7 separate regions of the Mus musculus genome follow, and all the other regions are linked to region 6. The links are chromatin loops, found by intact Hi-C in ENCODE. Cell type or tissue: heart. All regions are shown on one strand. Region 1 overlaps Aldh1l2 (aldehyde dehydrogenase 1 family, member L2). Region 2 has its middle 5.9 kb from the start of D10Wsu102e. Region 3 overlaps Chst11 (carbohydrate sulfotransferase 11). Region 4 overlaps Slc41a2 (solute carrier family 41, member 2). Region 5 overlaps Chst11 (carbohydrate sulfotransferase 11). Region 6 has its middle 25 kb from the start of Gm33781. Region 7 has its middle 54 kb from the start of 1500009L16Rik.

Region 1 (4,000 bases), 600 kb before region 6:
ACTTCAGGTATCTGTTTTGACATGAAAATACAGGTACCGTGCTAAGAGTGGCATAGATGGCTCATACTGTAGCTCTCACGTTTAACCATTTGAGGGACTGCCAAAGGCAGCCACATCACTCTGGAATCCCACCCCCAATGTGGCAGAGAGCCCTAACCTTCCCAGGCCCCTCTCAAGCTCTCACTTGCCTCTCTCTTTAGCTGTCCTAGCAGGTGTGTGTAAAAGTGCCGAAGTATGGTTTCAATTTTGCATCTGCTGATGGACAGTGATGATGTTAGGCATCTTTTTGAGTGTTTATTTAAATCCTTTGTCCATTTCCAAAATTGTTTATCTTTTTATTGTATAGCTCAAGTACTCTGTCTATTCTGAAATTTAATCTTTATCAGATATGGATGTGTGTGTGTGTATACACACACACACACACACACACACACACACACACACATATATATATATATATATATATAGACATATTTTATACATGTGAGTACACAGGGCATCAGATCCCATTACAGATGGTTGTGAGCCACCATGTGGTTGCTGGGAATTAAACTCAGGACCTTTGGACGAGCAGTCAGTGCTCTTAACTGCTGAGCCATCTCTCCAGCCTCCTGTAAATATTTTTTGAACTGTGGTTTGCTTTATTATTTCACTTCTTTGTAATACCCTTTGACACATAACAGATTTTTTCCCCCTGAGGACAGAATCTAACTAGATTCCCCTCAACCTTGCCCCCAGAGACAGGGTCTCACTTTGTAGCCCTGGCTGTCCTGGTGCTCACTGTGTAGACCAGGCTGGCCTCACTCACAGAGCTCCACCTGCCTCTGCCTCCCGAGTGCAGGGATTAAGGGTGTGCCCACTACGGCTCAGCTCATATTTTTATCTTTATGAGTCGCTTTCACTACACTTTCTCTGGATCTCTTCTGGTGGCTCTGTTTCTCCTCTGTCTTCCTTGATATAGGATTGCCTATGGTGCCTTTGCCATCCTCCATTGTTTCTTTCACTGCATCTTTAGTTATTTTCTTACAATAATCATTCTTGCTTAAAGCAATCTAGTTCAGGGTAATATGAACTTAATACCAGCAGATAGGAAAACTTCACTACTATTTTCTTATATACCTTTAAATTTAGGTTATTATTTTTCATATTAATTCTATGTGGATTTGCTAGAAACCCCACAACAGGTTTTTTAATAATTGCTGCCTTTGTTTTCTTGTTTTGGTTTTTTATTTTAATTATGTGTATGTATGTGACCTGTGAGGGTGTGTGTGTGTGCACGTGTATGTGTGTGTGCATGGATGCAGATGCCTATGGAGGCCACAAGAGGGTGTCAGATCCCCCTGGAACTGGAGTTACAGGCAGGTGTAAGCTGCCACGTGCTCGTTCTGGGCACTGTACCTGAGTCCTCTGCAAGAGTAGCAAGGGCTCTTAACTACTGCACCACACTATCTCCTCAGAGGCAGATAGCAGCTGTCTTCTACTTTCAGGTAGAAAGAGTGTTAAAAACAACAAAAAATGTTTTTATACAATTTCTCTCTTTACCTTCATAGTCACCTTGAGAAATCTATTTAATGTGAATTCAAAATCTCCCTGTGTGTGTCTTTGTGCATGTCTGTGTGTGTGTGTTATGGAGGGGGAAGTGTGGGTGTGTTATCTGTGTGCATGTGTCTGTGTACACAACAATAGAGTTGATAAGAAGGTATTGGTACCCTCCTTTATCATCCACTGCTTATTCCTTTGAGATGGGTCTCTCCCTGAACTGGGGCTTCCATTGGTGTTCACATTTTCTTGTCTATGCTGGGAGCCACAAACCCTAGCCATTCTGTTTCCACATCCCTCAGAGCTGGTTACAGGTGTGCGTGGCTATGTGGGTGCTAAGATCCGAACTTGGGTCATCACCATTGCTGTTTGCTGTCCTTTAATTCCAGCCCAGAGGCTCAGTGTGTATCACTGAACTAACTGTGTCTGCTCACTCGGGGATGCTTTCACTTCCTCCTCTCAGAAGGACGTGTTTGCAGGAGGAGGCAGATACTGTTCTCCCCGTTTTACTGATGAAAACCCTGAGCTTGATGGAAGCAGCATAGTAGCTTCAATCTCTCTTGTTACCCAGCGGTAGAGAGAACAATACTGCAGCTCATGTGTAACAGAAAGAACATAGGGGAGACATCTAGAGATGGCCCCAGCATAAAAGGAAGTGCCAGGCAGGGTAAAGAATTTCCCAAGGATCCAAGTGGCACAATTGGTGGTTCTCTCAAGTCTGTCAATAGATGGCGCTGCCCACAGGTGTTTGAGACACCTTTGTGTATAATGAAGAACATCTGAGCCAGAGCTAAGCCCAGACCTCAGGTGGCCGGAGCATCAAGAGAGTGCATCTGCCCTTGTGACAGTAGATGTCACTAGAATCCCACCAAGCTGACCTCTTTCCACATTAGTGAATTTCTTTCTTTTAGGGTTTTTAATTTCTCTTTTTAAATCTGAGTATGTGTGTATGAGTGTTTGCCTTGGATGTATGCCACCCTCAGAGGTCAGTATATGTCACCAGATGCCCTGGAACTTGAGCCCCTTTATGGGTGCTGGGAACCAAGCCTGGGTCCTCTGCAGGAACAAGTGCTCTTAGCTACTGTGCCATCTCTCCAGCTTTGTGAATATTTATCTTTATAACCACCTACCAATTATCAGGTTGATAGTCATAGAAGCACACTGACTTCACTCAGGTTTCCAAGGAGGTGAACGGGATGACAGTGAAAATCCCCTACCAGTGTTTCATAAATGGACAGTTTGTGGATGCCGAGGATGGAGAGACTTACGCCACTGTCAACCCCACAGATGGAACTGTGAGTGACGACGGCCCCCAGGCTCCTCGTTCAAACACACGTCAGCATGTCACACATGACTCTTACCCACTCAGCTCTGACACTAGCTATTGTTCACTATAGTGACTTTTTTTTTTTAGTAGACTGTTTATGATGAATTTAGATCAGTGCCTAGCAGATCCCTGTGTGCAGAGCTCAGTGGGGGGAGGGGGTGTACTTCAGACTCATGGCAAGCTTCCCTGAGGAAGAACTGTACAGTTGCCCTAAATGTGTCTTTTCAGAATGAGATGGCATGTATGATGGACCAAGATCAGGTTGTTTCCATGTGTCTCCTTTATGTTCCCCATTTAATCTCAAGATGGATTAGTTTTCTGTCATAGAATTTTCTCATTTGACAAGTCATACTCTACTTTTACTATTAATGGAATATTAATTACAAGAGTCGCATCAATAGATCCCTCAGTGACCTATTTCTGCTTGTCTTGAACTAGACAATATGCAGAGTGTCCTACGCTTCTTTAGCGGATGTTGACAGAGCAGTAGCCGCAGCCAAGGACGCCTTTGAGAACGGCGAATGGGGGAGGATGAACGCCAGAGACAGAGGAAGACTCATGTACAGGTGTGCTTGCTGGGGAAACAGCTATGTTGTCTTTGGAAACTCCTCCCAGGGCTGAAGGGATGGAGGCAAGGTCCATAGCTGTGCATGAGCTCTCTAGAGTCCTCTGTAGATGCAGAAGAGCACTCTACAGTGGCCTTGGAAGGAGAGCAACCATGAGAGACCTGGGGGATTTAACCCATTGACCATGTCCTTCACTGTCTTCACAAGTGTCCTGACACAAGTGTCAGTCACCAGGTGATATGGGCTATAAAGGCCCTCCAAGGCTCCCAGAGTAGAGATTGGACAGAGAGCTTCACACGGGGGACAGCCCATCCCTGTTTTCAAAGACAAAAAGGAAGGGTGGGGGCGGAAGGCTAAGGTCCTGGAAGAATATTACAAATGAGCTAAGTGTTCCAGAAGTGATCATTTCCAACTCTTCATCCTGGTTTCTGCTTACCTACAGCTCGACATTTCACCCGAGTTGACAGATTCCTTAGAGTGGGGATCTAACAGAAGCATGGGTGGGGGATGGGTGTCAGCTCATGTCAAGCCCAACTCTTGAAGATCCCAAATGAACCACTCTAGGAAG
Region 2 (4,000 bases), 440 kb before region 6:
GCTCTGGCAGGCCCTTCTTCCCGCTCCCTCTGCCTTGCTAAAAACCAGGCACACGCCTTTAATCCCAGCAGAGGCAATCGGATTTCTGAGTTCGAGGCCAGCTTGGTCTACAAAGTGAGTTCCAGGACAGCTAGGGCTATACAGAGAAACCAAGCAAAGTTGGACTTCCAAATGTTAAGGGGTGGCTAAAGATTAGTTTTTGCAATCAGCCTGGTCCTATACGACTTTAGCAAACCTCTCTGTTTGGGCTTCTGTAAACAAAAACTTGTTTTGCCCAGGTGACCTCCTGCTTGAGCATAAACATAATGTAACTTTGTGTCCTTTGCCTTTAAAAGCCCCTGACTGAGCAGGCTGGGCAGTGTATTCAGGAATTTACAAGTCTTGGGTGTAGACCTGGTGCCAGTATAGGAATAAAATCCTCTTCTTTGTTAAAATGTATTAACATACACACACAAATGTTTTTAAAAATAACCTGAGAAGGGAGGGTTTATTTCCACCAACGCTTTACAGTGCATCCTGGAGGAAAACCAAGGCAGATTCTCTTTTCTTTCTTTTTTTTTTTTTTTTTTTTTTTTTTTGGTTTTTCGAGACAGGGTTTCTCTCTGTAGCCCTGGCTATCCTGGAACTCACTCTGTAGACCAGGCTGGCCTCGAACTCAGAAATCCTCCTGCCTCTGCCTCCCAAGTGCTGGGATTACAGGCGTGCGCCACCACGCCCGGCCCAAGACAGATTCTCAAGGCAGGAGCTTGGAGCAGGCGCAGAAGCCATGGAGGAAGGATGCTCTTTTGGCCTTGCTCAGCTACGTTTCCTCATCAGCCCAAATCCACTTGCCTAAGGATGGCGCCGCCCACAGTAGGTCAGACGCCCCTATATCATCTGGCAATTAAACTACCTCACAGACAAGTCCATAGACAGTGCAATTCTTCTGTTGCAGTTCCCTCTTCCCAGGTGACTCTAGATTGGTGTCACTTGATCGCTAATGACAGCTATGACATTACACCAAATTGGCCTTACTGGGATTATAGAAATTGACCTGACAGTCCTGTTTCTGTTCACCACACCTGTTTATCTAGTGCTAGCCATCAAACCCAGAGCCATGTGTGAAGAATTAAAAAAAAAAAATAATGACTGCCCTGAGAACATGGGCCCCGGCCCCCCGACCAGATGGCCTAATTCCCCTGAACTTTTGGGAAAAACAACCACAGAATGTTTCAATGTCCCAGGTGCCTTGAAGTAAATATCCAACCCTAGACTTCCCCTATTTCCTCTCCGATCCTCCCCCTAGGTTGTGCTTTTTTGCCTTTATAAGCCTGCTGGAAAATTAGGGTCATCATCAGACTCCTCTACCCCTGCGTGGTGTATGGGTCTCGACCTCAGCATGCTGGTTTGTGTGCCATTAAAACCTCGTGTGTTTGCAGCAAGCTTGACTGGTGTGGCTTTCTGGGCTCGCGATTCCTGAGACTGGAGTGAGGGTCTCCCTTCGGGGGTTCCTTCATGTGCATACTGTGACCAACTGAGCTACATCCTCAACCACTGATTAAAGTCAAAACAGTTTTGGTAAGTTTTTTTTCCTCCTCAGTTAAATTTCTAGGATCTTGTCCTAAAGCACCACTGCATCCAACGCTGGGCTGGCGTTTCAGCCTCTCCTCGAAAGAATTTAGAAAATACATTCAGAATTCAGACACTGTCCTTACAGACCGTGCAGACATACTATAAAGAACGGAACATACCGCTAGGTGGAGACAATTCTTGTCTCCTTCTTGTTAATCTAATGGGGCAGGTAATAGGCTCAGCTAGGCGGACCATCCCCAGGAAGATTCATCTTAAGATAACTTGCTTTCCTTCCCAGAATTCCCACCGCCTAGCATTGTCCTCTCTAGCCAGGCTGCCTAGATGTGCAGTTAAGTCAGCCTGCCTTTCTAAGACCTGATTATTTCTTCTTTTCCTTCCAGATGCTGGCCAGAGCCTAGTATATTTTTAGATTCCATAACTAATACTTTGGGCTTCTTATTCTTTCTCCAAAGCTCCCCTCCCGGGCATGTGGCTGCCTGCCACTGTGCAAATGGCCTCAGTTCAGCCTTATCTCAGCCCACACGGGGTTTCTTCCTCCTCTGTCCTCCTCCTCCCTTCCAGGCTTGGAAATCTGCCTGGAGTTTTCCTTTCTAAACGAGAATACATTGTCCCCAAGCTTCTGTTTGTGTCTGTTCTTAAATTATTGTACTAACAAAGCTAAGAACCCCAAGAAAGATTCCCAGTTCCTCTGTTCCTCGTGACAGCTCTGCTGGGATTTCCCCCCAAAGTTTCCAGTCACATTCCTCTGCTGTCCTTTAATCCTTCCATCGTCAGAAAAAAAACAAACAAACCCGTTCCTGTGACTCTAGACTGCTTCAAAAAAAAGACAACAGAAACGAGCTTAAGCGGGAATACACGCAAGAGTCAAACTCCAGGAGAGGACAGGACAAACGCTTGTTGTGCCATGTTAGCCGACCGAGTACAGCCGGTACTGTTCCTCTTCCTCATCCTACAGGTGCAGTCTACTTTGATCTATTTCCCGTTGAGAATGTTTGGCAAGTTTGCACATTCTGTTTTCAAATAGTTATAGGTCCTTCCAGTTGCAGGCCCTAGCTTAAAAAGACATTCACATGGTCATAGTATCTGCTATTCTCTTTGAAACAGCCCAAACAGAACACTACAAAGTGGGTATGAACTTCAGATTTAGTTAGCCAAAAATATGGAAGGGCCAAAAGCCGCTGCAGAGACCTGATGTAGACACAGTGTAACTTTGTACCTCTTTCCTTTTAGGGATACTGCAGATTGCAGATCAACAAGGCTAAGTCCTTCCCTAATCTTCCGTTCTTGTTTTGGTTGTTCTTTTGCTATAAATTCTTATTTATAGATAAATTGTAAAAGTAGTGCTTGTATACCTACTATACTGATTCCAAAAATGAGTATATTTTGACTCTCTGTTTTCTTCTTCTTCTTCTTCTTCTTCTTCTTCTTCTTCTTCTTCTTCTTCTTCTTCTTCTTCTTCTTCTTTTCCTCCTCCTCCTCCTCCTCCTTCTCCTCCTCTTCCTCCTCTTTCTTTTCTTTTCTTTTGGGGGGGGGTACTAGGATTCAACTCAGGCCTTTTTTTCTTTCTTTTTCTTTCTTTCTTTTTTTTTTTAGTTTCTCACTGTGTCCCCCTGACTAACTTTGAGCTAACTATGTAGACCAGACTTTCCTTTAACTCACAGAGATAAACTTGCCTCTGTCTCCTAAATATTGGATTTAAAAGCCCGATCCACTACATTTGGCTCTTTTTAAAACTTTTTTTTTTTTTAATGTATGAATGTTTTGTCTGCCTGTAATTAAATGCACTCCATGCCTGTCTGATCCCCTTGGGAACCAAAAGAAGGTGCTATATCTCCTAAAACTGGAGTTTGCGTATATTTATAAGCTGAGACTTGAACCCGAGTCCTTTGCAAAAGCAGCTACTGCTCTTACCCAGTGAACCATCTCTCCAGCCCCATCTTATATCGGCTTTTTAAAATAAACTTTGAATTTAAAGACACAGTCCAGGCTGGCCTTGAATTCACTCTCCAGCCTAGGCAAGCCTTGAAATTATAACCCTTCCGCATCAGCCTCCTGAGTAGCTGGGATTATGGGCCTGTGTCACCAGGTCTGGCTTCTTTATCAGATTATTTATAAGATTTTATTTTTCATTATGTGTATATGTGGCTGTACTAGGTGGATGTGTACATTTGCATATAGTATCCACAAAGGCTAGGAGAGGGTGTTGGATTCCCTAGTGGTAGAGTGTCACACTGTATGGGTGCCAGGAAATGAACTCAAGTCCTTTGGAGAGACGATTTGTCTTGTGTCCTTAATGCCTGAGCCATCTCTCCAGCCCCCAGATTTTTGAAGAGATACCAGAGAAGCTAGGCCTGGTAGTACAGGTTTGTAATGCCAGCTCCTGAGAGGCAAAATGATTATAGAAAGTCCCGTGTCCTAGCAAAAACTC
Region 3 (4,000 bases), 270 kb before region 6:
TCAATAATGTGGGGTGTATAGGGATTGTGCAGGTTCTGGGTGACTGGAGAGGCTGCTGTGTGCTCCTCTGGTGCCTACATCTGCTGCCCCAGCCCATCCTCCTACTGAGGTTTGGAGCCAGAGTCTGAAGCTGCACCAACGCATTAGCAGATAGGCTGTTCGTCTTAGGAGAAGTCGGCTCTGATGAAACAGCTTTGATCATGGGAGGACTCCTCTGGAGCTTTCTACCTGAGTCAGCCCAGGAAACAGGAGGAGGAGTCATGCCATGCTGGAGGGCAAAGATACCAGAAGAGGTTGGAAGAGCTCTGCACAGGGCTCCGTGAGTTGGGGCGCCTTTCCAGGAAGCCAGATGTAGCTGGAGGGGCCTTATTTACATCCCACAGTCTCTGGGCTCCGGGAGGTTTGGGCCTGGTGCAGAAGGCTTCAGGCTTAGGAATGGGACCATTGCCAAGCTGGCCTGGCTTCCTATGAATGGTGGCCCAGAACAGGGACAAGGGTGAGGAAGGGACAGGGTTCCGACACCAAGGAGGCTGGTCCTTCAGAAGTCTGAAATCAGAGGGGCAGGCAGGCTCTGTGCCTGTTGACTGACACACTCTGGGGATATCGGAAGTCACTTCTGACAGGAGGAAGGAAGCTGGGCCCCTTCTCTCAGCCTCGAGGCTGGCAACTCCCCCCCAGGGCTGGGCTGTCTGTGGTATTTTAGGGAGGCAGGTAGGTGTGTGTGTGGGAGAATATGGCTTGGCCCTGCAGGTTCTCTTGGCTTCTGACTGGACAATTTGGCTTTGTGGTTTCCTTCCTGCCTCTCTCCAGAGACTCAGCACGCCTTACTGAACATTTGACTGAGCATCTTGAGCCCTCAGGCCTTGGTTCCCCATTCTGTACCATGGGGACAATAGTTGTGCATTCTGGGGGTTGCTTTGATGATTGAGGGCTCAGAAAAAAAACATATGGCACCATGCCTGTGTCTTGTGAACACCACGGAAGTAGAAATTCACTTCCTGTTTAACGTCATTGTGGAGGATTGTCTGGAAAGGGGCTGGCAGTAGAACCAGGCAGCAAAGCCTTGACTGAACCTGAATGCTGACTCCCTGTGTTGTCTGGTGACTGTAACTCCTTGACTCCACCTTAGCCATCTGACTGTACGGTCAGTGTGGGTGGTCCAGGCACCTGCTCCTAGCCACGGTCCTGGGGTATTTCCATCAGATCAGCTCTGGTGTCTCTGTTACACCCGAGGAACTGCTGGTTGGGTATTCTTCTCCGGGAGTGGGCTCTGCAGGAATGCCAGACACATCTGGCATCTGCTCACGAGGCCTGACTCATGCACATCTGGTATCTCACTGACAGAAAATGACTGATAGACATTAGCTGGAATAACATCCTGGCTGGACAGTTGAAGAAAGGGGCAACATCGCGATGAGCTATCAGTACAGTCAACACACTGTAAAGCAGGCGGTGGATTTCAGGATGCTAGAACTGTAGGCTATTGTGTGTGTGTGTGTGTGTGGTGTGTGTGTGTGTGTGTGTGTGTGTGTGTGTGTGTGTGTGTACTTGTGGAGGTCGATCTTGGGTATTAGGTATCATTCCTTAGACGCTGTCCATCACTCTCCTTCAACAACAATAACAACAACTACTACAACAGTGTTTCTTATTGGCCTGAAACCTACGCTGGGATAACAGACACACATCACAATGCTCAGTGTTTGTTTGTTTGTTTGTTTTTTGCTCCCCCCTATCCGTTCTAGGGATGGAAGCCAGGACCTCAGGCCTGTGCAGCAAGCACTGTACTGGTTGATCTATCTCTGATGCCTCCTGGTCTATCAACACCCCATCTCCCTCATTAATACAAGTTACCCACGTACCATTCCTGGTGGGGAAGAGGCTAGAATTGGGCCAGCCCAGCAGATACCACCGCAAAGTATTCCTCCCTTTCCCACCTGCTAGGCACCTTCTACCCCTTCCACAAGTCACCCACAAACCCAAAAGTCCAAGAAGCCACCCCCAGCATCAGGCCTCACTGTCTCTAGCTGCCCAGCCTTCAACAGTTACAACATTGTGAATGAATACAGCCTGTGCCTTCCCTGCCTGCAGGGCTGCTGGCCCAGGTCTAAATGTCTTGTGTGTCTCAAGCACTTGGTGCTGAATCCTTGCAGGACTCAGAGAAGGAGGGTTAGCATTGTGCCAACACATTAGTGCCTCTCTCCTGCTAAGTCTTTTTCAAGAGAGATGGCCATTTGTCATCCACACGGCAGTGTAACGGGAAGGCCACAGGGAGGCGCCACTGAGACCAGTATCGCTGAATTCACTAGCTGAGGAATGTAAGCGACTGCATTGATTTTTAGGTCACAGCTGAGGATACACAGCGGTGCACAACAGCCACACAGACAACCTGGAGCCCAGAGATGAGTAAGACACCCACAAGCTGAGGACATCAGAGGTGTAAATACCGTGTAACTGGTAGATTTTTGAGCTACTGCGTATGTGGGGGTGGAGGGGGTTGTTGCTCATAACCCAGGTGGAGCATTTCTCTGCGCCCACCTAATCCCAACTCAGCCACCCATTCCTAGGACGCAGCACTGAGGAGGACTTTCCTTGTCTCTCTAACCAGCAGCCCCCTGGAGGTACAGGGATGAATCCCAGGCCAGAGCATGGGACGAGTCAGCCAAGGGGCTTACTGCTATGTATGTGGTTCTAGGCCACCTCTGTGCACCGAGGAAAATACCCCCTCTCCTTTGCCCTCCCTACTATGGTTCATTTGTTTGCAGGTGCGCGTGTGTGCCTGTGCACACAGAGAAAACCAGAGGGTAACCCCTGCTCCTTCAGGTGCCGCTTCCTCCCCCTCTTTTAAAGACAGCATCACATGGGTCAGAAGCTGCCAGTCTGTCTCAGCTTCTAATGAATCAGATCCCATTACAGATGGCTCCGAGCCACTGTGTGGTTGCTGGGAATTGAGCTCAGGACCTCTGGAAGTACAGCCTGTGCTCTTAAGTGCTGAGCCATCTCTCCAGCCCCACGTGCCCAGCTTTTTACGTGGGTTCCAGGAACTGAGCACAGGTTCTCAGGCTGCTGCTGACTGAGCCGGTCTCCCAAGCTCTCAGGGGACATTTCTGTGAAACCCGTGGAGTGTAGAGTCCGGATGGCTGCAAGTTCAGAAACTCAGCGGGAGCAGGTGGCCTACTTTCGTCACCAAGGCAGGGAATGTGGGCTAGGCTCTCCTGGGCTGGCCTGATTTGGGAACTCATTAAAATGAGCAAAAAAACCTGAAAATGGCAGGTTCTCTTTTAAAGGACAGTGCCTCTGCTTGGGCTAACAGGAGAGACAAAACGAATCTATTTCAGGATATAATATTTAACCCTAACCCAACCTCTGAGTGGTCTATGGTCCTTGTCCTTTGGCTTCTCTGCCTCACTTGGGAGAGCTAGGACAGAAGGATATTGGTAGGGGTGGGGTGGGGGGTTCAGGGTAGAAGATGAGAGAAGCTTAGGCACTTTTGTTCACACCAGACTCTACAGGGGCCAACTGTCTAGTGGGGTGTCTCCCCTGGGTCTAGTTTCCTACATAGGAAGTCAGTACGCTGGACAGCTAAGTAGCCAGTCCCTGAGAGCGGGCCAGATGAGTGGCCTTCAGGAAGAGAGTGATCCTTTGGGCAGTGGCAGGCTGATGAAAATGAGGGGATTAGGAGAGAGGCTGGGCCAGACTCCCTCCTTGGGCCTCTGTGTGCTCATTTGTAAAATGGGCCCCAAAGCACCATGGCTCTATGACGGCTGTTGAGTCAGGCACCAGCAGGGAGTTGTGCGCGCCCACATGTGAGTGCGCCCAAGTGCTGGGCCACATGGCAGGGAAGAGGTGAGGTGCACAGAGGTGTCTTGAGCGCTTGGGTGACATCAGCCCACCCTGACCTCTGAGGAGGAAGCATGAAGAGCCGGTTCAGCTTAGGAGGAAATCTATTGATTTTCCCCAAATAGGGATGTTCGGTAAAGCCTTTGGGGAGATTAGAAACTGG
Region 4 (4,000 bases), 390 kb before region 6:
TTCGAACATTCTAACTGAAACCAATGTGCTGTTTATCCATGCTGTGTATTTCAGCATTTGGGGAATGGATTTTTTCCAAGTCAGCTTCAAAAGTAACAAGTGTTCTTTCTCCTAGGAATAATAATGGTTGGTGTTATCGTTGGCTCCAAGAAGACTGGCATAAACCCTGACAACGTGGCCACACCCATTGCTGCTAGTTTTGGTGATCTGATAACTCTCGCCATATTAGCTTGGATAAGTCAGGGTTTGTACTCCTGTCTTGGTAAGTTCCCTGAAACTGAACATGGCATTATTCAGAGTCTTTAAGAGAAATGTAAAGTGTCATGAATCCATAGTGACCTTCAACTGTTAGAACTAGGGGTAAAATTGATTTCAAACACTGTAGCCTGTATGTTTATTATGTGCTGTGGTTCTCATGTATGTTTTTTCTCTTACTGAGTTCAGAACTCTGAGGTAATGTTTATTTTCTGTAATTTTTTTCCTTTCTGCCCCATCCCCTGCTTTTCTTTCTTGAGGCAGCCTCTGTCATGCAGCCTCAGACAAGGCTTGCCTTCAAACTCCACCTCCCAAGTATTTGGTTGCTACACCTAGGTATCCTTGGTAACTTCATTGAGAAAACAGAGGATCATGGGAGTTATATATGCTACCCAGCATTATTCAAGCCTGTCATACTCCATAATCTCTGTGCTTTCTTCTAGTTGGATAGCCAGTTAGGGGTTACCCTCTGCTGTTTTGTTATTCTGTGGTGTGTGTGTGTGTGTGTGTGTGTGTGTGTGTGTGTGTGAGAGAGAGAGAGAGAGAGAGAGAGAGAGAGAGATTGTGTGTAGGGTGTGTGTGAGAGAGAGAGAGATTGTGTGTAGGGTGTGTGTGTGTGTGTGAGAGAGAGAGAGAGATTGTGTGTAGGGTGTGTGTGTGTGTGAGAGAGAGAGAGATTTGTGTAGGGTGAGAGAGAGAGAGAGAGAGAGAGAGAGAGAGAGAGAGATTGTGTGTGGTGTATGTGTGTGTACGATTGTGTGTTTTAATTTACCATAATTTACCAATGGTTATTTTTCCACTGGAGAAGGGAGCTTGTCTAGGCAGGCATGGTGGCACACACTTGTAATCCTAGCACTTGGGTATTTGAGGCAGGAGCATTGTGATTCTGAGACCAGAATGTGAGACCCTGACATCAGAAGGAAGCTGTAAGAGCCTAAACAGGGTGCTCAGTGCCCTTTGACTAATGTTGAAGGTAGAGAAGTTTCTCCTGCTTTGAGGAGCCCTAAGAGAAAAGCAATACACAAGAGGATGAAGGGTTTCTCCCAACACCATTAAGAGGATATACTTGCCTGCCACAGATTAACTGGGCATGATACTACAAGTCTGTAATCTCAGCACCCACACAGCGGCTCACAAATAACTGTAACTCCAGTTGAATCTGATGATGAACTGGTGGCCTCTTCTGGCCTCCTTGTGTATCAGGCACACAGGTGGTATACACACATACTTGCAGTTAAAGCACCCATGCAGATTAAATAAATGAATGACATCACCATAATTGATAGGTTATTTCTCTGCCAGTGAAAAGAGCCAGTTCAAGATAGATTAGATTAGATTAAATTCAGGTTTATTGGGAAGCTGCTCTCAGGTGAATTCACTGGCCCCAAGGAGCAAGTCACCATGGATTGGGGGACAGAGAGAAAGGGCAGAGAGAGGAGAAGCAGGAGGTGAGTAAGGAGGAAGAGGAGGAGAGGAAAAGGAGGAGAAGAAGGAGGGAGAGGAAGAAGAGGAGGAGGAGGAGGGGAACGGTGAAACCAACATACATGGATTATATTGGGAAGAGCCTCTGGGAGAAGGGCAATCCAGCCCCTGGACTGGAAAGTTCAGGGTTGGGGACTGGGTGTATCAGGTAGGGATGAGGGATGCTGGGAGAACCTGAAGGCTAGGTCCGCTTTGATGTGTAAAATATGCACCTCAGTCCCTTGTCCTGGAGTCCAAAACCAAACAATAACGCATCATTGTTTAAAGCTTTCACTATTTTGAGTGTTCTGTGGTGCCACAGTAAGATGGGGTCTTGGTAGGGCCTCACTGTGTATCTGAGGCTGCCTCTCAGACTCATCCTTCATCAGCTTTCTGTGCACTGGCATCATGGCTGGGAACCAGTACATCTGACATTACTTTGTTTGCTTTGAGGAGTTGAGGCTTGAACCCAACACCTTGGACGGTGATGCAGCGATGCTTGGTGTGAGTGAGGAGTGAGAGCAAGTGCAGTGTTCCATAATCTTAGACACCAATGCTGCTAAATGTCGTTTAAGATATTCCAAGCCTTTATTTGCCTCCTGAAAGTTGGCTTACCTTCATTCAATTTGCAGTGTTCCGGATCCTTTTCATTTCATCTGTGTAATTGATGCCCCCGAGGGATTTCCTTTTTAAATGGGCTACCGGTTAATTCCACAATTAATTTAACAGTTTACAGGTGTTCTGAAACGTCGTTTGCGTTTGGGTTGCCAAAGCAGCTGCATCCTGAGCACTAGGGGGCCTCAGAAGCTCAGTATTTTCATTCTGAATACAGAGATTAGACGTAGACACATTTAATTTTTAAGATCCCATTCATCTTGTTGAGAAGTCAGGTCCTCGAAAGCAAAATTTAATTTCTGAACTACTCTGGAAGCACTGAGCAATGCTTAGGGAGGAAAGGAGGGTCTTTTTGGTAGCTGTAAGTTCTGGCTTTAGAGACTCCATACTCTACGGCTCAGAGGCTACCAACTATGCTGCTCGAAAACGGGACACAGGAAAAGTTTCCCGGATCAATTCACAAAGAGGCTGCAACAGTTGTAAATGTATGTACCCAGTGTCAGTGCTGCAAAATATGTAAAAGTTAATAACTGGCTGGAAGGGAAGGGGAGGAACAATACAAGAACAGTGGGGGCTCCAGCACCCAAGTCATCCGGATGGAGGCCCAGTGAAGAAACGCTGGACTTGACCTGCACGCTGGTCCACAGGAGCCTGATAGTCTACAGAGTGTTCCAGTCAACAGCTGCATGAGGTGTTTTTTTCTTGTGGGAGTAGAGCACTTTCTAGAGTACACCCCATGTCTAGCTAGGAGACAAAAGCTAACACATTTAGGAAGCAGACATCATGTCCTGCCTTGGGTCACCGTGATGGTGTGAGACTGGAAAGTGGAAGGGAGACAACTGTATGTAGGTCAGTTATCCCAGTCAGTGGGTCAGAGATCTCAACGTGGAAACATCGTAAGACAGATGAGCCTGGAGACAGGCTCCATAACGCCCTGGATGGAGCACGGGCAGGCCCAGGGAGGAAGATAGTTATAAACACCTGTATTAACGAAAATGGCAGGCAGCTGACTGCCACACAGCAGGGAACTGACAAAGAGCAAACTGAGCCCAAGGTTAAGAGGAGGAGTAAAGTAAGGAACCAAGTAGGATAGCTGCAGAACAAATCAGCAAAATGAGGGCTTGGTTTTTCTTGAAGAAAATCGACAAAACCGCAGCTAGACTAAGAAGAGAAAAGACTTGACGTCAGACCAGAAAAGCAAGCACCGGCATCGTAATGGGTGCTGTAGAATGGAGAGGACCACAGGGATTATGTGCCGAAAACTCAGACTCCGGGGATGGGTGCATCTCTGTAAGCATGTACCCACAGAGACCTGACTAGACACGCAGCAAATATACTGGAATAGTAATTAAAGAGAAAAGAGGATTACCACAAGTGTGGAGCCAGTCTGGGCTCCAGAGTGAGACCCTGCCTCAACAACTCAGGTTAAGTACACACAAATGCACATTAAACAATTAATACCCCAGACAACAAAAGCTTCCGTGAAGCGTTCCGAGAGAACTGGCCCAGGCCTGTCTTACGAGGTCGGCCTCTCAGCCTGCTATCAAAGCCAGACACCCTGAGGAAGCTATGGACCAGTGGCACTGATGGGCAGAGCTGATGCACTCTCAGTAAAATAAGAGCAAGCAGAGTTAAAACCATGAAGCATCGCCTATGTGATGGTGCTGGG
Region 5 (4,000 bases), 190 kb before region 6:
GTCTCTAGCCTCCGCAAACACACTCTTGGCTTGGGAGTGCTCAGTCTAGCTCAACAAAGTGCCTGTGTGAGTCTGAGGGAGAGTTAGCCAAGCCAGGAAGGGGGACTGTACTTGTAGGCTCCCTCTCCCATTTTTTTCCCTGAATCCACCCACTGGGGACAGAGGTATTCTGAGGACCCTATGGGAAGACTTTAAAGTTAAAAAAAAAATACTGGCTGCTAAACTTGGCTGTATGTTATGCTATTGTTCTGAGGACTTCAAAGAAATCAGCTCATTCCATTTTGGAACAACTCAGAGATCTAGAAACTGACAGCACCCCTAACACACACACACAGAGACACACACACACACTTTACAGATTAAGAAACTGGGGCTCAGGGAGATTAAAAAGAGTACCCCGAATTCCCTTACCAGGGGCATCTGGCTTTACCAAGTCTTAACTGCTGTGTGACACAGTGTGGTTAACTGAGGTTAAGTAATTCATTTCCGGTTTCCAGATGAGGAAATCAAAGCCCCGGCCCCGGCACCGCCCCCGAGATCCTGAATTCCCTCTCAGGTGGTCTGGTCCTGCCAGTGACAGGAAGAGTTAGAGCCCGATGGAGTTAGAACCTGGGCTCCAATGCCCTCACCTTCAGTTAAACTGTGCTGTGGAAGACCTGTCATCGTGGCTGGGTGGCTGGTAGGAAGGGCACAGCGAGGGCTGTCACACCCCAGGTACTCATTCTTTTCCAGCCTGCACTTAGGCTCTTAGAGGGTCATGCACAGGCCCCAGCCCCAGTGCAGAGGGACTCTTCTTCCCTGAACCCCAGAGCCCTGGCTAGTTTTATATCAATTTGACACAAGCTAGAGTTGTCAGGGAAGGGGAGCCTCAAATGAGAAACTGCCTCTCTAAGACCCAGCCATAGGCAAGCCTGTAGGGCATTTTCTTAATTAGCGATTGATGCTGGAGGGACCAGCCTTTGTTCCTGGTGGTCCTGGGTTCTGTAAGAAAGCAGGCTGAGCAAGCCATGGGAAGCAAGGCAGTTAGCAGTGCCCTCCATGGCCTCTGCATCAGCTCCTGCCTCTAGGTTCCTGCTCTGCTTGATTTTCTGTCCTGATTTCCTTTGATGATGAACTGTGATATGGAAGCATAAGCTGAATAAACCCCTTCCTCCCCAAGTTGCTTTGGTTATGGCGTCTCATCATAGCAATAGTGACCCTAACTAAGACACATGTGTCTGGTCACATGCTGAGCTCACAGGACCCAGGAAAAAGCAGCTGTGTTCAGAACCTCAATACCTCATATTAGATTTTGAATGTGAAATGTCCACAGTAGGCTCCTGAATTTGGGTACTTGGTTCCCAGCTGGTGGTACTATTTTGGGGGGTGGGGTGTCTGTGGGAGTTTTAAGAGATGGGGCCTCACTGGAGGAAGCGAGTAGTTTTCAGAAGACAGGTCTCGAAGTGCAGTCTGGCAGGGTTTCCAGCCAAACTATCCCCGCTTTCTGTCTGACACCCAGATGTTATGAGCCAGTGGTACCTCCAGCCACCATGCCTTCGGTGGCCGCTTGATAGGCAGTATCTCCTAAATTATTAGAATAAATGAGAAAGGTACCTAATTCAATGCACACTGAAGAGTCCCTGCCAATGCCTAGCTAGGAAGCCAGCTAGGTTCCAGACACACAAGACACAGTCCCTTTCCTCTAGAGGGCTCTTTACCTCAAGAAGCCAGTGCAAATGACCCAGGGACACACCAGTAAGCAATGACAGTGATGTCACTTCAATGGCCACATGGTCCAGTACACAAAATTGATTCCAGACAGCGTAAGGAAATCAGAACACAGACTCCCTTTGGTTTTTTGTTTGTTTGTTTGTTTTTTTACCAATGACAGGTAGAAATGATATTTTGAGAGCCTTGGGCTGGATAAAACATCTGATTAAAATGTATTTCACCTGTTTGCTTTGTAGCTCTAGGCTAACAGAAAAATCTCCAGAGGAAGAAAAGCAGGAAGTGTTTCCCAATGGAGGGCGCTTCTGAATGAGCAGCAGGAGCAGCAGCAGCAGCAGCAGGAGCAGCAGCAGCAGCAGCAGCAGCAGCAGCAGCAGCAGCAGCAGCAGCAATAGCACATCACGCAAACAAGCCTGGCCTGCCTGCCAGGTGCCCAGAACTCTGTATGTTTTCAAACGTAAGTCTGAAAAAGCTAAAACCTTTGCATGTTTTTTTTCATTCCTATTTTATAAGCAAACTCTCCAGTGTTGAGAAACATGTAGCCGCTTGCCTGAGACCTCCAGTGCCCAGGGTGCGTCCAGGGAGGACGAGACCCCTCCCCTCATTCCCTCATTCCCCGCCACACACACATACAGAGCAGCACCCACAGAGCTTGACAAGAAGCCAGGCTCTGGTACACTTGGCCTCCATCTGAGGTCAAATTCCAATTGGCCCAGAAGCTGCCCGCGTTGTGCAATTTACAGAAAAATCAAATGATGAAGAGGCCTCTCCTAATTGAGGGTAATTCAGGAAATAACTCTTGGTAAATGGCAGCTTGTCCAGCTGTGTTACCGTTTGGCAATGGCTGAGGTCACTCCGCCATCCCAACGCTGCTTCTCCTACTGGAAATATGTCAGGTTCTGTTCGCACAGAGAGCCACAGAAAAATCCCAGTAGTTCCAATCACTTCCTCGCCATATTTCCATAGATCGTGTCAAAGAAGGGGGCGTTCCTGAATCTTCTGTGTCTGAAACAGAACAATGGCCTACAGAGGCAGCAAGAGTTAGCCACCAACTCACAGGTAGCACGCACCACCTCAAGAGGGAGGGGCTTCGTTAACTCCCCCATTCCCAAGGTGATCACAGAGGGGGCTTGTGGCAGACACACCTACAGGAGCTTTTCAAACTACGCCTCTGTGTCTGCTCACTGTCTAGGACCTGTGTGCAGTGGACGTGTTTGTACATAGACTGTTCACGGAGACAGAGGCATTCGTGGTCTTGGAAATGGGTGTCTCTAGCTCGAAAAAAAGCCTGAGATGCGACATAAATCAAAACAGACTGTGCGCTTAGTGAGTGACTCCTAACTCTGTCCTGATTTGAGTGTCCTCAGAGGCAGGAAGCCCCAGAGATGCCCGTCTGTGCACCCTGAGTTCTGAGTGCAGGTGTGCGCTGCTGTGCTCCACCTTCTACCGAGTTGGGGGGGGGGGGAGAGTGAACTCAGACCCTCCTACTTGTGAGGCAAGCCTTTAACTGAATGAGCCTTTGGAATGTGAGGTCTTTGACTTGCAGAAACCTGCATGACAGGCATTTTCCTCTAATTCTCTACAGATGAGGAAGCCCAGGTTTGTGGAGGAGGTCCGGTAATGGCCGCAGGTCATATACCTGGGTTAGCATCCCTCAGTTCTTTCAAGCATCCAATCTTCTCCTATGACCTGAATTGCATCTCCCTCCAGGTCTCCACCTGTCCTAGCTTGATTGGATATGTGACCGGGTAGCTTTTTGCTTGAATATAATAGAGCTGCTAACCATGGCAAAAAAAAAAAAAAAAAAAAAAAGACAGCCCACTGTCCCTGGCTTTGTAGAGATCCTCGCTGGCCTAATGTCATTTGCCATGAATAATGTAGCACTCAAGAGACTGCTATAGGTAGGGACAGGTTAATGTAATATTTCGTCTTTGCTAGCCAGCTGCCATTCTGCTGGGCCAACTATCGGTAATAGCCCTGCAGAAGGAGCCAGTCTACAACTAAATCAATCCCTCTTTGGCTGGTGGACAGCTGTTGGGTCAAAGCAAGATAATGAGACAGGCTCATCATTTACCAGGTGGCTGCTAATGAAGAGATTAATGCAGCAGAGTTAGGGCTGAACAATGGCTGCCCTTTCTGGCCTTCCTAGGCAGGTACCACCCCCAACATTCTCTGCAAACAGCAAACTGCTGAAGCAGACAGCCTCCCCCTTCCTGATTATTTGGAAGATGCAACTGATCTCTGGAAACCTCATCTGATGTCTGGTCCTTCCCCTTCGCTTACTAAAGGACAG
Region 6 (4,000 bases):
TGCCATTGCACAGTTAGAGATGCGTCTGCCATATTAACACTGTCGAAATGATGTTGGTTAAATCTCAAAGGGTTGCTGAAGTACTCTTCCCTTCTTTTATTATTTATTAATTTATAGACAGGGTCCCGGGTAGCCCAGGCTGGCCTCTAACTCCGTTTATAGCTGAGGATGACCTTGAACCTTGAACCTTCTGCCTCTCCCTACCAAATGTTGTAATTACAGTTGGGCCTGTAATAATACCTGGTTTTATGTCGTGCTGGGGCTCCAACTGAGAGCTTCTAGCATTTGGTAAGTACCAGACCAATTGAGCTACATATCTAGCCTTCCTTCCTCTTTCCCTTCCTCCCTCTAAGCCTCCACGTCATAGAATGGTTCCTGAGGCATACTGAGTAGGATCACAGAGAGTACCTGAGGCACACAGAGTAGGACCACAAAGAGTACCTGAGACACACTGAGTAGGACTACAGAGAGTAATACATAAGGCACACTGAGTAGTCACAAGGGTTGCTCATATAAGCTAAGACATGCTTTTGCTGTAGATGAAGTTACAGCCACATTTGTAAAAATCTTAGGCTGACAGACAGAGAGGAGAAAGGTGGATCGATACAGCCCGTAAGCACGTTCACCGCTGTTCTCACATTCTTGTTTGAGACTGTGAAGTGCATGTTGGGTATAGACCATGCCACAGCCAGTGCTGTTAACTAGGATGGAATCCATCCCTCACAGCTAGCTGGTGGGAGCTCAGACTCCCAAGTGAGGAGACCCGTTCTCTTCCCACATCCCCTTAACTTGCCCTTGTGTCTTGTTTCCATCGTCCTTTTGGATCACCTTGGAATCTAGGAACAACATGATAAAAGTCTTTGTGACAGAGACTGAGGTCACACCCGAGCAGGACAGACCACGAGAGAAATGAGCGTCACCCATGGTGCGAAGGTTTAATCCTAGAGCAGACATTCTCCAGGAAGCAGAGTCGTTCCCTTCCGTGATCACTAACCATTTTATCTGATGTTCCTGTAGGACCTGAGCCTAGAAGGGCATAGGCAGGAGCACACCCCAGCCCCCAAGTCCCAACTCCTCCTCAAAATTAGATCTAATGTTCATGTCAGTTCCCTGAGGATCTGTAGTCCCTGGACTCTGTCTGCCCCTCTCCCCAGGGTGACTGGTGAATATCTCCCCCTCTCTATCCCCCTCCCCCTCCCCTTTCCTTTCCCCCTCTCCTTCTGCCTTCTCCCCCCTCTCTCTGCCTTTCATTACCACTTCTTTCTTTAATTCATTTGTCAGGACAGTTGGGGAAGCTTTTGTGCTACAATCGTGCTACACTGGGAGGTCAAATGATGTAAATGAATAGGAGTGGTCATGCCATCAAAAACACCCACCAAATGCTTAGCTTTTCTCCTGCTTCCCTGGGCAGGAACCCCACAACCCTATGGAGGAGGCTAGCCTTACCTTCATCTTTCAGGTGGACAGAAGGGATAGCTCCCCCTGCTGGCAGGGCAGTAAATAGTCCAGGAGGGATGTGAGCTCAAGCCAGCATCTGGCAGAGATACCATGTATATCTTGCCCAAGGCACACAGCAGAAACCGACTGGGGAAGTTGAGGCAGTCAGCGAGGGTCCCAATTAAGCTTTCCCTCCGTGGCTGAGCTTGTCAGAGCTAAACTTCTGGTTTCTCTTTCCCACTGCAGGCACTTTTATTAGAGATTAAATATTAGTGATGTCTCTTGGAAATGGTTTGCCTTTTAGCTGCTTATTTTTTTGGTAAAGATGTATTTGTTATTTTTATGTTTATGAATGTTTTGCCTGCATGAATGTATGTGTATGTGTGCTTGATGCCTTCAAAGGCCAGAAGAGGGCAATCCTCTGGAACTGGAATTATGAGCTGCCATGTGGGTGCAGGAACTGAACACAGCCAATGCTCTCAACTGGTGAGCATCTCTCCAGCCCCACCTTCTAGCTGCTTTTAAGGATGATCTTTTTACTGTTGAGCTATTTTGATATTCTCTTCCCTCTTGTTGCAGAGTTGGGGGAGGGGGCAGAGCAGCTAATCCCTAGCTAGCTAGGGGGCCTTGGAGGACACTTCGAGACAAACATGCTTGGGTCTGAAATGGAGGCTGAGGAGCAATTCAACTTCCAAAGTTCAAGCAGTGCGTGACAGTTTACCAATATGAGGTTATGTCATAGGCTGCTGCCGCCACCTGACCCAGGTTCAGTGTGGGGACTCCTGTCTGAGCAGCGTTTTTCTGCGCTGCAGCCGGCACCACCTCTCCAGTTTCCTCACTTTAGCTGCAGGAGTCGAGTGTAAGCTCAGAGCTCTAGGGGGTCCTTGCGCATCTCCAAAGCACATCTCACAGAAAGAACAAAATGCCCCACAGACCTTTCTGGCTCAACAGAAGTGTTCCGAACCACAGGTGGCAAGTGTATGTTCAGAGTGCCACCTAGTGGTGATACCCAGAATTCCGGGCTGTTTTGGTTGGTTTGTTTTTTGTTTTGTTTTGTTTTGTTTTGAAGACAGGGTTTCTCTGTGTAGCCCTGGCTGTCCTGGAACTCACTATGTAGACCAGGCTGGCTTAAAACTAAGAGATCCACCTGCCTCTGCTTCCCAAGTGCTGGGATTAAAGGCGTGTGCCACCACCGCTCAGCTAGAGTTCTGGTTTTTGACATAAACCTGGTCTGGAGAAAGAGGCTCCCACTGACTCTCCCTCTGATGGTTCTCTAAGAGGAAGGTGTTAAGTGGAAAGTCACAAGCCCTACCTGGTCCCAGGACACTTCAGCGATCTCCAAGGCTTGACAGTTCTGTGAACTGCCCTCCCCCACCCCCACCCCCACCCCCGCCCCGGCCTCTAGTTTCTTCCTGGATGCTCAGAATGGTTTCTGTTTGAGGTCCAGACTGACCCAGTCTGTGGGGCATCCCCTGGAGAGGGTGGCCAGGCTCCAGGGAAATCAGCATTTGCTTCCCGTGAGAGGAAGAAAGGAGAGCGAAGTTAAAACGATCTCTGAAAACATACGATCGATAATTTAAAATACACCAAATTCTTGAAGAATACAATTCATCCCATATGGGCTATGAATTTAAATATAGCCACAACTGTTAAGGAAATTGAGTTTATAATTTAAAAACTCACAGGAATGAAGTCTCCACTTGCAGATGGCGTCACTGGAGAATTTACCAAATGTTGAAAGAGGAGTCTGCACAACCTCTCACACACTCTCCTTCCGAAAATAGAAGAGGGGGAGACACTTCTAGTTCATTTTATAAAACTAGCATGCCTGTGATGGTAAAGCGGGAGACAGTGCAAAGATCCACAGCTACAGCACCCTGAGCCCGGGCTCAACAGACTTTGAAAGCTAATTAGGGTGGGGCGGACACAAATATCCTTTATAAAGTGTTCAGAAATATGAAGAAAAGTTACACCTCACTGCCAATGGGGTTTGTTCCAGGGATGCCAGGGGTGGTGGTTTTAATAAGAATGGTCCTCGTGGGTCTTGTTGAAGTAGGTGTGGCCTTACTGGAGGAAGTGATTCTCAGCAGATGCCATGTTTGCAGATAGCAGGCTGGCAATGCTGTCTTCAAACTCACCACAGCAAAAGAAACTCTCAATATAACAATCAGGTCTGGGAAGGACACAGCATGTAAGGATGCACAGTCACCAACTGCAATTGTGTATGCAAGCAAGGAGCACACACTGAGTCCCAAGTTAAGTACAGTGGTGCCTGCAATTGCACAGCAAAATTAAGCACTTAAGTTATCAACCTACCAACGTACAGTTTGAGAGTTTTCTTATCCCGGACTGGCCTCAGTCCTCCCCGTTCTCTTATGTAGCACAAAAAGGCCTTGAACTTGTGATCCTCCAGTTGCTGCCTCCTGAGTGCCAAGACCAAGCCAGTTTACACAGTGCAGGGGATCAAACCCAGGGGTCCGTGCATCCCAGGCAAGCAACCAAGTTCCATCCCTAGCCCATATATGGGTCTTTCGTGTTGCCAACTATAAAATATTTATGAAAG
Region 7 (4,000 bases), 870 kb before region 6:
TTGTCCTCTGATCTCCACAGGGGTGTGTGTGTGTGTGTGCAAACCTACACAAATGTGTGTGACCTACACAAATGTGTGTGTGCATGCACACCCAATACATAAAGTTTTAAAATAGACATTGAATAAAAATAAAAATGACCGTCTCAAGGAGAGTTGGCAAATCTGTTGCCTAGAGTAATATAATCCAAGAGTTCTGCATTCTTATAAATTTATATATAAAACTATTGCAACAGACTGCTTGCTACAGTTTCATTGGTCCACAGAACAGTTCGGAGATCAACTCATTATCCAACCTTTACATTATCCAGTGCAGTCAAGAACTGTAACGAGCAAGAAACACTCCAGCTGCAGGTGTTTAGCATTGCTGTGGCATCCTGACTGTGCAGGACCTGCTTTAAGAGACCAATGTGTCCTGAGTGACTACAGTGTCTATCTCTCCACAGGGTAAGGAATTGGTGGCCTCGGTCTTTGTGACATTTTAAATCCCTTTGTGGCACCACAAAGTGGATGAATTGAAGTAATGAAAGGAGGAACCAGCTAGATGGCTCAGTGGGTAGAGGTGTTGGCCGCCAACCCTGACAACTTGAGTTTCACGACTTGAGTTCAATTCCCAGGACCCGGTGGGAGAGAATGGACTCCTTCAAATTGTCCTCTGAACTCCACACATGACCCGCTGCCTGTGTACCCTCACCCATACACATGTAAATAACGTGTCATTTAAATTTTAAATAACAGAAGTGTGTTATTTCCCCCAAATAGAGGCTAAAAGTCCCCAGTGGCTGTGCACTCTGCAGCAGAAGCACCCTCCTTGCTCCCTTTAGCTCCTGGCATTACCCACAATCCCTGACTTCCGTGTGTATCTGTTTTCTCCCCCTGCAAGAACACTCGTCATTGGGTCCGATGCACCTGCCCTTGTCCATTGTAACCTCATTCCCCCTGATGAGATCTGCACAGCCCTAGCTTCTAAATTAGGGTACATTTAGAGGTTCTGTGTGGACATGAATTGGGAGCAGTGCACAACATTTAGGAAAAGAGAATCAGAAGGCCCAGGCATCGCCTGTGTGGGAGTGAGAAATTATGGTCTGGCTCAGGAAAGATGCCTAGAAAGTATGCAAGCTACTATTCACTTACATACTGCACCATCCATGCGAGAGGCAGTCGAATGTTAAAAACAGCAACGACACACATGCAAACGGACCCGTGTGTTCCACAGCCATGTCTGTCACAGACTCAGTCCTGTGTGTTATTGATGTACTGATATCACTGGACGCTTACCCTGTAGCGGGACTTTTCGTCACTGTCTGAGTATTAAGTCGTCTCACCTTCAAGTTATTTGTCTGTGGGTCCTCATTCACCTTAACTGTAGGATGCAAATATCTGTTCTTGTGTAACAGTCGTCCTCAGCCTGTGAGCTACGACCCTCTTGGGGGTCCAACTACCCTTTCACGGGGGTCACTAAGACCATCGGAAAACACAGGTATTTATATTACAATTCATAACAGCAGCAACGTTACAGTTATGAAGTGACAAAAAAAATAATTTTATGGTTGGGGGTCAGCACAACATGAGGGACTGTTTTAAAGGGTCACAGCGTTAGGAAGGGTGAGAACCATGGCTCTATACCAAGACTGTCGTGGGAATCCAGTTGGTTAACCTGCATGTAATAAGCATTTCAGACATAGACTTTTAAAGTCTTTGTTACAGACACTGACTCCGTTCTATGCATAAGGAAACAGGGACAGGGGAAAGCTAAATAAAGTGTCCAACGTTCAGAGCTAGCAGCTAGGGAAGCCTGCTGGGCTAGGATGGAAACAAGGAATAGGCCCATCAAAACACGGAGAGAGATCAAGCCGCTATTAGATGCTCTGGCCACCAGAGGGCAGGAGATGCATGTATTAGAAAGGCATAACCAGCCACAACTTTTTTTTTTTTTTTTTTTTTTTTGTCCGTTTTCTACATTAAAAACTGAAAGTTTTCCTGGGCATGGTGACACACACCTTTAATCCCAGCACTTCGGAAGTAGAGACATGCGGATTCCTGAGTTTCAGGCCAGCCTGGTCTACAGAGTGAAATCCGTGACAGCTAGGGCCACACAGAGAAACTCTATCTTGGGTTGAAGGGACGGGGACAGGGGTCCGAAAGCTTTACCTAACCCAGTGGTCCGTGCTGTATCACAACACTTGAGAGATGAAGGCAGCACAATGAGTCTATCCCCCACCACACAGTGAGTTCAAGGCCAGCTTTGACTATGTGAGATTCTGTCTTTAAAACCAAAAATCAGAAACCTGAAAGTTTTGTTGTAAACTTTATACCAATCATTAAAGAAGCTGGTTCAACGTTGTCTATAACCATAAAGATGAGGCACTTGCTGTGAGTATCTAATTCGATCACATCTGTACATGTCTAGAAAGCTGACCAGCAGATGAAATGCCAGCCAGCATTACATTCAATAGCAGCTCCACTAGGTGAACCCTGCCTGGGCTGAGCCCACTGTGCGCACGGGTGGTATTCACTGAGGAACGAGAAGCAGGGACCCTCCAGGTACAAGATGGTGCTGGTGTGGCCTGCAGCATTAGAGAGGGAAAGAGATTGGGGGTGGGGGGAGGACCTCAGAAAATACTGGAACAAAGGAATGCGGCTGAGCTTGGAAAGCCTTGTGGTGAGCTGTCCCTTGGGGTCAGCATAGAGGCCTGTTGTATAGCCTCCCTCATTGTAGACCATCCCGTGCCTTTGGAGAATATGAAGGGAAGGAAGAGAAATGGCCAATCCCTGTGCAATATCCCTACAAACCTGAGAACAGCGTTTAAACTATGAGCCCATGGCATACACTTCAGATTCAAACCATTGGGGCTGTACAGGGTGGGGCTTCTCTGGTGGAAGCCGGCCTTTAGGACTGGGTCTTAAAGGTTACACAGCTGCTGACTCGGGACCCTGGCTTTGTCTCACCACAATCTCTCTCCTCCGTAAGCGCCCCCATTCTGTCCCCAGTACGAAGGAGTGAAATCCCCAGAGGCAACGTTAATCTTTTCTCCCAGGATAGTTTCTTAACTGTCAACTTGACCCAAACAAGGATCACCCGTGGAAAGGATTCTTAATTAAAAACTTGTCCAAATTGGGTTGGGTGGTGGCATTGTCTTGTTAATTGGTGTGGGGACCTCTGTGCCACTGTGAGTGATGACACTCCTACTTGGGGGTTCTGGACCGTCTAAGAGAAGAAGGCAATCAAGTAGGCCTGTGTGCATTCATTGCTGTCTGCCCTCAACTGTGGATACGTGTGAGCAGGCTGTTATGTGTCACTCTCCAATGATGGGCTGTACACTGAAGGTAAGTGGGTGTATTAGTCAGGGTTCTCTAGAGTCACAGAACTCACGGATAGTCTCTAGTTAGTAAAGGAATCTATTGATAACTTACAGTCGGCAGCCCAATTCCTTACAATTGTTCAGTCGCAGCTGTGAATGGAAGTCCAAGGATCTAGCAGTTACTCAGTCTCACACGGCAAGCAGGCGAAGGAGCAAGAGCAAGAGCTAGACTCCCTTCTTCCAATGTCCTTATATTGTCTCCAGCAAAAGGTGTAGCCCAGATTAAAGGTGTGTTCCACCACACCTTTAATCCCAGATGAAAGGCATAGCCCAGATTAAAGGTGTGTTCCTTAACTCGGAGATTCAATCTTCTGGAATCCATAGCCACTGTGGCTCAAGATCTTCAAACCAAGATCCAGATAAGCATCTCCAAGCCTCCAGATAAGGGTCACTGGTGAGCCTTCCAATTCCGGATTGTAGTTCATTCCAAATATTGTCAAGTTGACAACCAGGAATAGCCACTACAATCCACCCCTTGTCAACTTGACACAAATAATATCTCATGTTCACATGAAACAATAACAAGGTTGTAAATACGCCTAACATGATATAACTATCCCTCGTACAATCGCAAACGCATTAGTAAATTTACAATGGGCATTCATATTACTTTATAATCCTCGTTTCTGCAACTGGTTACG

The links. Peaks named below come from ENCODE experiments on the same cell type or tissue, not always from the same donor. Only the 100,000 strongest peaks of a DNase experiment are listed, where the experiment ranks them.
Region 1: a loop joins it to region 6, with 3 times the contacts of the local background. A loop is called at or near these places in 19 of 42 quality-filtered maps.
Region 2: a loop joins it to region 6, with 7 times the contacts of the local background. A loop is called at or near these places in 16 of 42 quality-filtered maps.
Region 3: it touches region 6 in a loop (4-fold over the local background); 28 of 42 quality-filtered maps call a loop at or near these places.
Region 4: it touches region 6 in a loop (8-fold over the local background); 15 of 42 quality-filtered maps call a loop at or near these places.
Region 5: a loop joins it to region 6, with 2.3 times the contacts of the local background. A loop is called at or near these places in 14 of 42 quality-filtered maps.
Region 7: it touches region 6 in a loop (7-fold over the local background); 4 of 42 quality-filtered maps call a loop at or near these places.

What each region holds. Positions count from the first base shown.
Region 1 is chr10:83,507,447-83,511,446 of GRCm38, reverse strand. Aldh1l2 (aldehyde dehydrogenase 1 family, member L2) reads left to right here. Exons shown (of 23, transcript NM_153543.2): 11 at 2,715-2,834; 12 at 3,305-3,432. The region is part of intron 1 of Gm51778 (a long non-coding RNA gene); the gene reads right to left. Among named protein-coding and RNA genes, the nearest start is that of Gm51778, 12 kb to the right of the region's middle. In heart, a CTCF peak has its summit at 2,362 (motif pointing right); no DNase peak of the experiment used is centred here.
Region 2 is chr10:83,352,274-83,356,273 of GRCm38, reverse strand. No RefSeq gene overlaps it. Among named protein-coding and RNA genes, the nearest start is that of D10Wsu102e, 5.9 kb to the left of the region's middle. In heart, a CTCF peak has its summit at 1,734; a DNase peak (open chromatin) is centred at 2,073; H3K27ac peaks cover 414 bases.
Region 3 is chr10:83,181,068-83,185,067 of GRCm38, reverse strand. The region is part of intron 2 of Chst11 (carbohydrate sulfotransferase 11); the gene reads right to left. Among named protein-coding and RNA genes, the nearest start is that of Slc41a2, 150 kb to the left of the region's middle. In heart, a CTCF peak has its summit at 2,254 (motif pointing right); DNase peaks (open chromatin) are centred at 517 and 2,257; H3K27ac peaks cover 744 bases.
Region 4 is chr10:83,293,416-83,297,415 of GRCm38, reverse strand. It overlaps Slc41a2 (solute carrier family 41, member 2), which reads left to right. Exons shown (of 11, transcript NM_177388.3): 6 at 116-262. Among named protein-coding and RNA genes, the nearest start is that of Slc41a2, 42 kb to the left of the region's middle. In heart, a CTCF peak has its summit at 2,496 (motif pointing right); no DNase peak of the experiment used is centred here.
Region 5 is chr10:83,097,585-83,101,584 of GRCm38, reverse strand. All of the region lies in intron 2 of Chst11 (carbohydrate sulfotransferase 11), which reads right to left. Among named protein-coding and RNA genes, the nearest start is that of Chst11, 110 kb to the right of the region's middle. In heart, a CTCF peak has its summit at 1,690; DNase peaks (open chromatin) are centred at 66 and 508.
Region 6 is chr10:82,907,912-82,911,911 of GRCm38, reverse strand. No RefSeq gene overlaps it. Among named protein-coding and RNA genes, the nearest start is that of Gm33781, 25 kb to the left of the region's middle. In heart, CTCF peaks have their summits at 1,494 (motif pointing left) and 2,437 (motif pointing left); no DNase peak of the experiment used is centred here; H3K27ac peaks cover 261 bases.
Region 7 is chr10:83,774,530-83,778,529 of GRCm38, reverse strand. No RefSeq gene overlaps it. Among named protein-coding and RNA genes, the nearest start is that of 1500009L16Rik, 54 kb to the right of the region's middle. In heart, a CTCF peak has its summit at 1,863 (motif pointing right); no DNase peak of the experiment used is centred here.